2 separate regions of the Mus musculus genome follow, and region 2 is linked to region 1. Evidence: chromatin contacts called from ENCODE POLR2A ChIA-PET data. All regions are on one chromosome and are shown on one strand. The core of a region is the stretch at or near the end of the contact, and the rest is flanking DNA. Distances in the headings are between cores, read along the strand shown.

What was found. ChIA-PET counts read pairs that join two places held with the same protein, here RNA polymerase II (POLR2A).
Region 2: POLR2A ChIA-PET joins it to region 1 with 10 read pairs in Patski. The contact joins the promoter of Elk4 here to the promoter of Nucks1 in region 1. POLR2A ChIA-PET finds 5 or more read pairs at or near these places in 2 of 5 experiments (Patski and embryonic stem cell).

The regions. Positions count from the first base shown.
Region 1 is chr1:131,908,727-131,912,627 of GRCm38, reverse strand. It overlaps Nucks1 (nuclear casein kinase and cyclin-dependent kinase substrate 1), which reads right to left and starts at 2,170. Exons shown (of 7, transcript NM_175294.3): 1 at 1,878-2,170. The coding sequence starts at 1,894.
Region 2 is chr1:132,005,871-132,010,228 of GRCm38, reverse strand. It overlaps Elk4 (ELK4, member of ETS oncogene family), which reads right to left and starts at 2,609. Exons shown (of 5, transcript NM_007923.3): 1 at 2,289-2,609.

The sequences.
Region 1 (3,901 bases), core at 921-3,420:
TCCCAAGTGCTGGGACCAAAGGTGTGTGCCACCACGCCCAGCATAAGGGGACATTTCTGAGGTGCTCCCAAGCCACCAGGAGTTATTTAGCATTAAAAGCACAGTGCAGAGTGCAGACCCATACCCTATCTGAAGTACTGTGTGAATGAGAAACACAAGTTTTATTTCCAGTAATCTTTACTTAATTTAACTTTCAATAGCCACCAAGTGGAACAGTTAGTTACAAAGCTAAATGAGCCAGTAGTAGTAGTGTCTCACCTTTTTGTAAGGCAGAGGCAGATTCAAACCAGCCTGATCTACAGAAGAGTTCCATGGGAGCCTTGGCTCCATGAGACACCCTCTCCCCAAATTAAAAAAAATTTTTTTTAAAAGAAAAGACATATCTTTCTAGCAAAAGGACCAACTAATTTATTATACAAGAGACCTCAGCTGAGCAGTGGTGGCGCCTTTGATCCCTGCACTCGGGAGGCAGAGGCAGGCGGATTTCTGAGTTCAAGGCCAGCCTGGTCTACAGAGTGAGTTCCAGAACAGCCAGGGCTACACAGAGAAACCCTGTCTAGAAAAAAGTAATTTGAGTTGGTGGTACAGTTTGGTTAGATTTATGTCCTCAAAGAACTCACTATAACCTGGAACAGTCATATTGACTACTTCCCAAACATCACACAGAAGACATGGTAATTTGGAGGTGCAGGTTAAAACAGAATGGAAAAAGCAAGCTGGTAGGTAATTCATCCTCCGCAGTTCCCTCTCGCGAGTGGGAGGGGTGGTAATCTACCACCAATAGATTATCTTGTCAAGGAGACATAGTGGGGCACAAAACCGTTGCCAGATCCAAACCTCTCCTTGGTATTGGGATACTTTCGATACCAAAACTTGAAATGAATTCATAACTGTAAAAATAGTTAAGAACTAAAGGCAATGGGGCCAGGTAAAGCTCCTTTACAAGTAACATCTATTGACTTTGGTCTCGGTCTCTGTCCCTCTGTCTCTCAGGCCTTAATAGATTGGACTAAACCACACCCTCCACCCAAGCCACATTCTATACAACAGCTCTGGAGGGCATTAAAGGGGAGCCCACCGAGTGAGGGGAAACCGAAAACTTCTTGAAGCCATGTGAATAAAAGTCTGATCGCTAGTGGATCGTAGTCCATTTACGATTAACGTCACACGGGGAAAGAGAGGGTTACAGAAGTAGCAAGAGACGCGTACTGCGGGGTGAGGGGGAACGAGAACCACACGGGATTTGGGTTAACAAGCACGTCCCTGGAGGAAGGGCATTTGTCTGCAAGCGGTGGAAAGAGAAAACTTGGGGTTAATGCGTTCAGAACTCCCAAGTGGGGAGAGGCTGTGGCCCTTATTTTACGGGGCTCAGTGTCAAAACTCACTTTTGCCCCAAGGGGAAAGGAAAACGTGGGTTCCGCCCAGGCCGGGCTAGGAGGCGGGGCCTGCCGCGACCCCGAGAATGGAGGCGGGGCCGGGCGGCGGGGCACAAGCAACTCGCTCGCCAAAACGCTAAGCCGGCGAGCCTCTGGAGGACCGAGTCCTCCGTGTTCGCACCCGGGTCGGCCGTAGGCTCCAACAGGGCCCAGGGGTGCGGCCTATGGTGTGCCTGGTGCGCGCCAAGCCCACGCCAGGGCCATGGCGGAGGTGGGGGCGGCCGCGGAGCCGACCCGGACCCTGCGGGGTGGAGGCGACGCGCCCGTGCGCGCCGCCGCCATCCTGCGCGCCGCCGAGCACCCACGCGCAAGGGCGCGCGCGGCCCCCGACAGAAGGCCGCGCGTGGTAGTCAGGAGCACGACTCCAGGCCCGTTGCCCAGGTCCTTCGCCACTCACCCCAGCCCGTTCGGCCCGCCCCGGGCCTTGGACTCCGCACTGACCTGACAGGCCGAGACATGTTCGCTGTCGAGGCGCGACCAAGTCGAGGAGCCGAGGACCAGGACCCCCCTCCCCGCGCACTCGGCGCCCCACCCCCCCGCTCCGGCCGGCGGGGCCGCTGCTGCCGAGCCCCGGGCTGCTGGCTTCTCAAGAGTCGGCGGCTGCTGGTTTGAGGTCCCTGGATCTGACGAGCCCCCCGCTCCCCCGTCTCTTCAAAATGGATGAATCAAACCAGCCGAAAATGCGCCAAAGCCGCGGTGCAACCAAACCCCGTAGGGTTTGTGCGCTCCGCCCCAGCACGCCCGCTCATTGGTGACTCCTGTCAGATGCGCCCTAGTCATTAGTCCATTTGAATCATCACGCCTCCCAGCCCCGCCCCACTCCCGGATAGGCCCCGCCTCCTCCATGGGGTCCTGTTAGTCAAGATGCGCTGAGAGCGCACGGCCGCAAAACAAAAATGGTCGCCGATTGCCCGCCCCCTGTCTTCCACGCCAGAGCTGCAGATTCGGCTTGGGTTATATCTTGGACCCCCTGCCAAATAACCTGATTTATATAGAGTTCTCTGTGGACTAGGTGGTTCTGTAATGGATTTAATTTCTCCTGACTTGATTATTTTGCAAATCAGCTAATTGCAAGACTCATGGGATAGGCAGCAGATTCGTCACTTAAGAATTGGAGGGAAATTACTTAGGTTCAAAAATTTGACCTTAATCTTAGAAATCCTGTACTCTGACTTCAGCGTTAACCTCCCAGGGCTCAGTCACGCTGCTGAAGTAGAGAGTTGGGTTCACAAGGAATATCTTCTACCCAATCTGATCTTTGAGAGCTACTTAACACTCATTAAAACCTCAATTTCTGATATTAGCATTTCAAAGAGAAAGAGGTGATTAATGGTTAAGAGGGAGACTGGTGACAAAACGCTTGCTTCAAAATTCTAAGTCCACCACTTAGTACTTAACTAGGTTTCCTCTGTGCACCTCAGTTTTATGATGAGTAGAGTAGGATACAAGGCTACCTTATTACTAGAACTAAACAAGGTGCTATGTTGAAAGGCCTTTAGTCTGGGCTTAAGTGTTAGGTTCCGTTTTTAATAGAAGATAAAATTAGTTCGGGGGGGGGGGGCAGGGAGGCTGGAGAGATGGCTCAGTGGTTAAGAGCACTGACTGCTCTTCCAGAGGTCCCGGAGTTCAAATCCCAGCAACCACCTGGTGGCTTACAACCATTTGTAATGAGATCTGATGCCCTCTTCTGGTGTGTCTGAAGACAGCTACAGTGTACTCATATATAATAAATAAATAAATCTTAAAAAAAAAAAAGTAGTTCGAGTTGCCTCAAGACTGAATGCCTAAATCAGAAGTAGAGCACAGTATCTTTGTATTAATATCTAGGATTTACTTCCTGTTATAGTTTGGATTCCATGTTCCCTAGGGACCCATATGCCAAAGATTTAAGAGGCAGGACCTGGTAGAAGTTAGGACATTAGGAGTGAGCACTTTAACATGATGTGGGAACCTTGACTTGACCACCCTCTGTCTTTCTTGCTTGCAGCCTGTAAACACAATGTCATCTGTTTCACTTTGCTGAAATGCTTTTCACCATGATGCTCTTGCTCTCTACAGACACAAAGCCCTAGGACCAAGCAGCCCTCAATGGAAACATATGAAACTGTAGAAAAATAAATGTATTCTTGTAAGTTGATATTTCAAGTCATACGGATAGAAAACTAACACACTTTATGATGTTGTAAATCGATTTCAATACTTGCCAGAGCCAGTGTTTCACTTGAAGAGTGGGGATGTTGCTCAGCTGAGAGTAACTGCTCAGCACACAGTAAGCACTGAGTTCAATCTTCATCACCTCCTGAAACTGGACAAGAGGATACACACCTATAATGCCATCAGTCAAGGAGATAGATGTTCAAGGTCATGCCTGGCTACATAGGGAGTTTGAGGACAGTTTGGACTGCGAAAGCCCCTGAGTCAACAACAAAACCAAGTGAAGATATAGTCCCTAAGCAACAAACCAC
Region 2 (4,358 bases), core at 1,360-3,859, 97 kb before region 1:
TGTTTATCGGCTCCAGTGTGTCGGGGGAGGGGCAGTCCCTGTCATTGTTCTGTTTACCAAACAGATTTTTTTTTCCCTGATGATGTCTATCCTTATGGAGAGTTACTTTTTTATTAGTAGTTTTCCAACCTTGGCAATTACATCCTAGTGCAGCCTGTTAAAACTACTCCAGTAAATAGGAGCCTAAGGGAAGAACACACTTCAGACATCACCTTCACATCAGGAATGTCTGGGAGAGCCTTAGCAGGGAGAGCCTGCCTTTACTGCAAGAGGCAGAGACAGGTAGATCTCTGTGAGTTCAAGCCAGCATGCTCCAGGGCATCCGTCTGTTACAATAAACCTGTATCTCAGCCCTTAGGAAGCAGGTAATCAAGAGATCAAGGCCATTCCAACCTCTATGAGACTATCTCCCCCCACCACCACCAAAAAAAAAAAAAAACACACCACAAAAAATTAGTTGTGCTAAGGATCAACCCATGATTCAATTTCTGTGTTATTCTTTCAAAGAACTCCTACATACACCGTTGAAACTCTTCATTTTAGCTCCTACAAGTGAACCTCAATGAGTTCCTCAACTTCGACAGAGAACATGGTGGCACACACTTTTATCCCAGGACTGAGGCAAAGGAAGTTCGATCTGAGTTCTTGGCCAGCCCAATCCATATAGTAAGTTCCAGGCCAGCTAGGGCTACATGAAATACTAGAGACCCTACCCCAGCCCCAAGTACAGGAACCAAGTAGAAGTGAAACTGTCCTATAACCCAGGCTCTCCTGAGATGAAGCAGGGAGGGCTGTGGGTATGAAGCCCGGGCTACTGACCAACAAAGAGGGAACAAGACAGACAGATTCCATATAGGTACAAAAACAGAGACACTGTCTAAGTACTAACAATTACAGCTTCAAAAGGTTTTTTAGAAGCATAATGGAGGCAGACTTAAATGGACCCAAATCATCGTTGACAGATTAAATGCTGGAAAAGGTTTAACACTCAAAGACTAATCTCTAAGCTACAATGAAACGGGGCTTTAGGAGCTGGAGAGCAGCTCGGTGGCAAAGTGCTTTGTCTTGTCTAGCATGCCTGAGAACACAGGTTAGATGACCAGCACTGCACCTAGGTAGAGAAAATTGCTTTCTCGAAGAAGTGCAATGGAAAAAGAAGAGAACAGGGGCGCCTGGAGTGCAGACCAGCTGATGAACACCTGATGCAGACCCCAGTTTTGATACATAGCACAAGAAGGAAGGAGAGGAGGCTGAAAGCAACGGTGAGAGCCACAAGAGGATATTAAATGTATACTTTTTTTTTACCTTTTTGTGCTGGTGACTGAAGAGTACATCCCCTGCCTCAAATATATAATGGTGTCCCAAAAGTTAAGACAATATTTCCCCCCCAAAAATGTAACAAACTCCACGTAAGCAGTTTCCATTTTAAAATAAAACCAAAGATCAAAGAACAAAGAGTTCCTACAAGGAAAAGTTGAATCATACTCTTTTAAAAACACCACTCCTAGCCGGAAATACAGAAGCCCCACGTTCTGTGCATGGGGGGGAAGAGAGAAGAGCTCTGACCTTAGAACGGCAGCCATTCTACTGAAAGACTCTTACTTAAATGACCTAACCTTCACATTGCAAGGGCTCGAGAAAATGCCAACCGTGTCTTCTGAGTTCACCCAACAAATTCCCCCTTATTTCCTTGCCGATGCCCGTTAAAACTCCTCCCCTCAAAGATGTTTCCAATGCTTTTCCGAGGAAAAGCTTGCCACAGCTGTACAGGAAGCGAGGAGGACTGATGAAAAGTAGAGAAAGAAAAACCTGTGGCCGGATGGACAGCGAGCTTGGGGAAGGGAAGAATGCGGCGTGAGGCCGCGCGCCCCGAGATCAAAGTGCGGGGAGACGCAGACCTCCGGCCCGTGGGCGAGCCAAGAAAGCACTTTCACTTTCCAACTTCCTGCCACTCCGGCAAGTTAAAACCGTTCCCCTCTGCCCCACCCAGGCAACAAAAAACCGCTGCCACCTTCCGCCCAAGGGACTTCTCACGACCCACCGAGGTGCGGGCAAGGCGGAGGGGGCGCTCCGGCGAGCACCTGAGCTCCACCGAGCTGCTCCCCCAAGGAGAGCGCGCCAGCGGGCCCCGCCCACCCACCAGGTCCCACCCTCCCGCCACCAAGCTCCGCCCCTCCCTCCGCCCGGTGCACTTCCTGCCGCGCCCGCAACCTCCGCCCGGCCCGCGCGGAAACCTGGCTGAGGGGCGGTGGTGCGAGACCCCGACGGGGCGTGGGCGTGCTGCTCACCAGGCAGGGCACGGGACTCCTCGGCCTTGAACGCGGTGCGAGACTCTGTCGCCCACCGCTCCTCACACTCGGACCTCAAAGACCGCGCGGCGAACAGTGGCGACCCCCGCGCCGGGGCCCGAGAAAGCGGCGGCCGAGCCGAGCCAGCCGCGTGCCCGCAGCCGCCCGCATCTCCCGCTGCCGCAGGTCTCGAGCCCCGCCCTCGCACACGCGGCCGGGACGGCGAAGTGGCTATAGTTAAGCTGCCACTCGCCGTGCGTGCGCTCGACGTTCTTCACTACGGCCGCCGTCTCCCGTCGTTCCGCGGCCTCCGCCACTCTCAAACCCCCCCCCCCCGGCACTGCCGGGGCCCTTCCTCGACGCCGAAGCAGCGCGAGCGTCACTTCCGGGGGAGGGGCCGGGCCCCAAAGCCAGTGTTTTGTTTCTGGCCCGGGGCTCCCGTACGTACCCTGTTAGTCCGTCCCGTGCACTCGCTCCGGGGACTCCTGCTCTGCCGGACATTCGTACTTCCTCGCAGGCCCAAAGTCCTGCTTAGGGCTCTCGGGGTAGCAATCTGGGCCCAGGGCTGTGGCGGCGGAGCTGACGTGTGAGGACGACGCCCACTGGTTTACATTGCGAGCTACCACCACCACTTGATCAGAATCATTGACGAATGGTCTCTCTAGAATGGGAAAAGCTTTCCCCCTTACCAACTTAGCTTGGTCCAGAGCTTTAACTTTCTTTCTTTCTTTTCTTTTTTCTTTTTCTTTCTTTTTTTTTTTTTTTTTGGTTTAGAAACAGTATTTTAACACGTAGCTCTAGCTGTTCTGAACTCATAGGAGATCCTTCTGCTTCAACTCCTGGCCCCAAGTGGTGGGATTACAGATATTTACAGATGTGCACCACCACGTCCAGTCTAAGTGACTTTACTTAAGAATCCGAAACACCCAATTCATTGCCTGTAAAGTCACTGTGAAAACCTAATTTTCAAAACTTGCAACATCCAAAGAAGGGATGCAGAAATCAACACCCAATTCCAAGGTTCACAAGTGTTCGCAGCTGAGGCAATTGAGCGTTCCATTTTGTCTCCCTGCCCCACTAAACGAATGAGTGTGTTGTTTGTTTACTTAGGCTTTTTGAGACAGTTTCTGTACTTAAAGCTCTCATGGGATTGACTGTGCCACTCAATTTGGGGTTGGACTCTCAGCAACCCTGTCTCAGTATCAACATTATGAGGATGTTAAGCGTAAGCTGGTTCTTACAAATGTGATTTGTGTTTGGAAGCAAGGTCTCATGAAGTCCGAGCTGAGGTTGACTTTGAACTCCTGATCCTGTTTCCTCCACCTCCCAAGTGATGAATTTACAGGCTTTTAACACCAAGCTCAGTTTCATATATATATAGCTATAGATATCTATATAGATATATAGATACAGATATCTATATATATAATTTTTTCTTTGATAATTTCATACATGCATACAATATATTTTAAACATAGTCCCCCTCCCTCACCTTTCTGACTCCTCCCAGATCCCCCTATGTGCCCTCTTTTTCATTGTTTCTTAACCCAGTGAGTCCAGTTAGTATTGCCCATATATGCCTGGATGTGAGACAGTCCACTAGTCCACTAGATCGTGGTCAGGGACCCACCTCTAAAGAAAACTGACTCATTCTGGCACCCATCAAAGGCCAATAGCTCTTCAGCTAGGGGCGGGGCGTCTATGCTCTGTTCACAATGGAATGTCAACTGCTTGCTCTTGTACAGATCTTTAACAGGCAACCATGGCTTCTGTAAATGCATGAGTGTAGTGGTCATGCCCAGAAGAGTCCAGTCACCCCAGACTTCTGGCTCTTAAAAATCCTTCCACCACCTCCTTCTCCTCCTCCTCAGTGTTCCCTGAACCTTGGGTGGTGGTGACATGCTATAAATATTCAACTTATGGTTGAGCACTTCACAGACATTGATTCTTTGCACTTGGACCAGATGTGACTCTGTATTATCTGGCGTCCAAGGCAAAAAGGAGCTTCTCTAGAGAGCACTGAGAGTTGCACTAATCTATTGGTGTGATAACTATTTCAGGGCAGTCTGA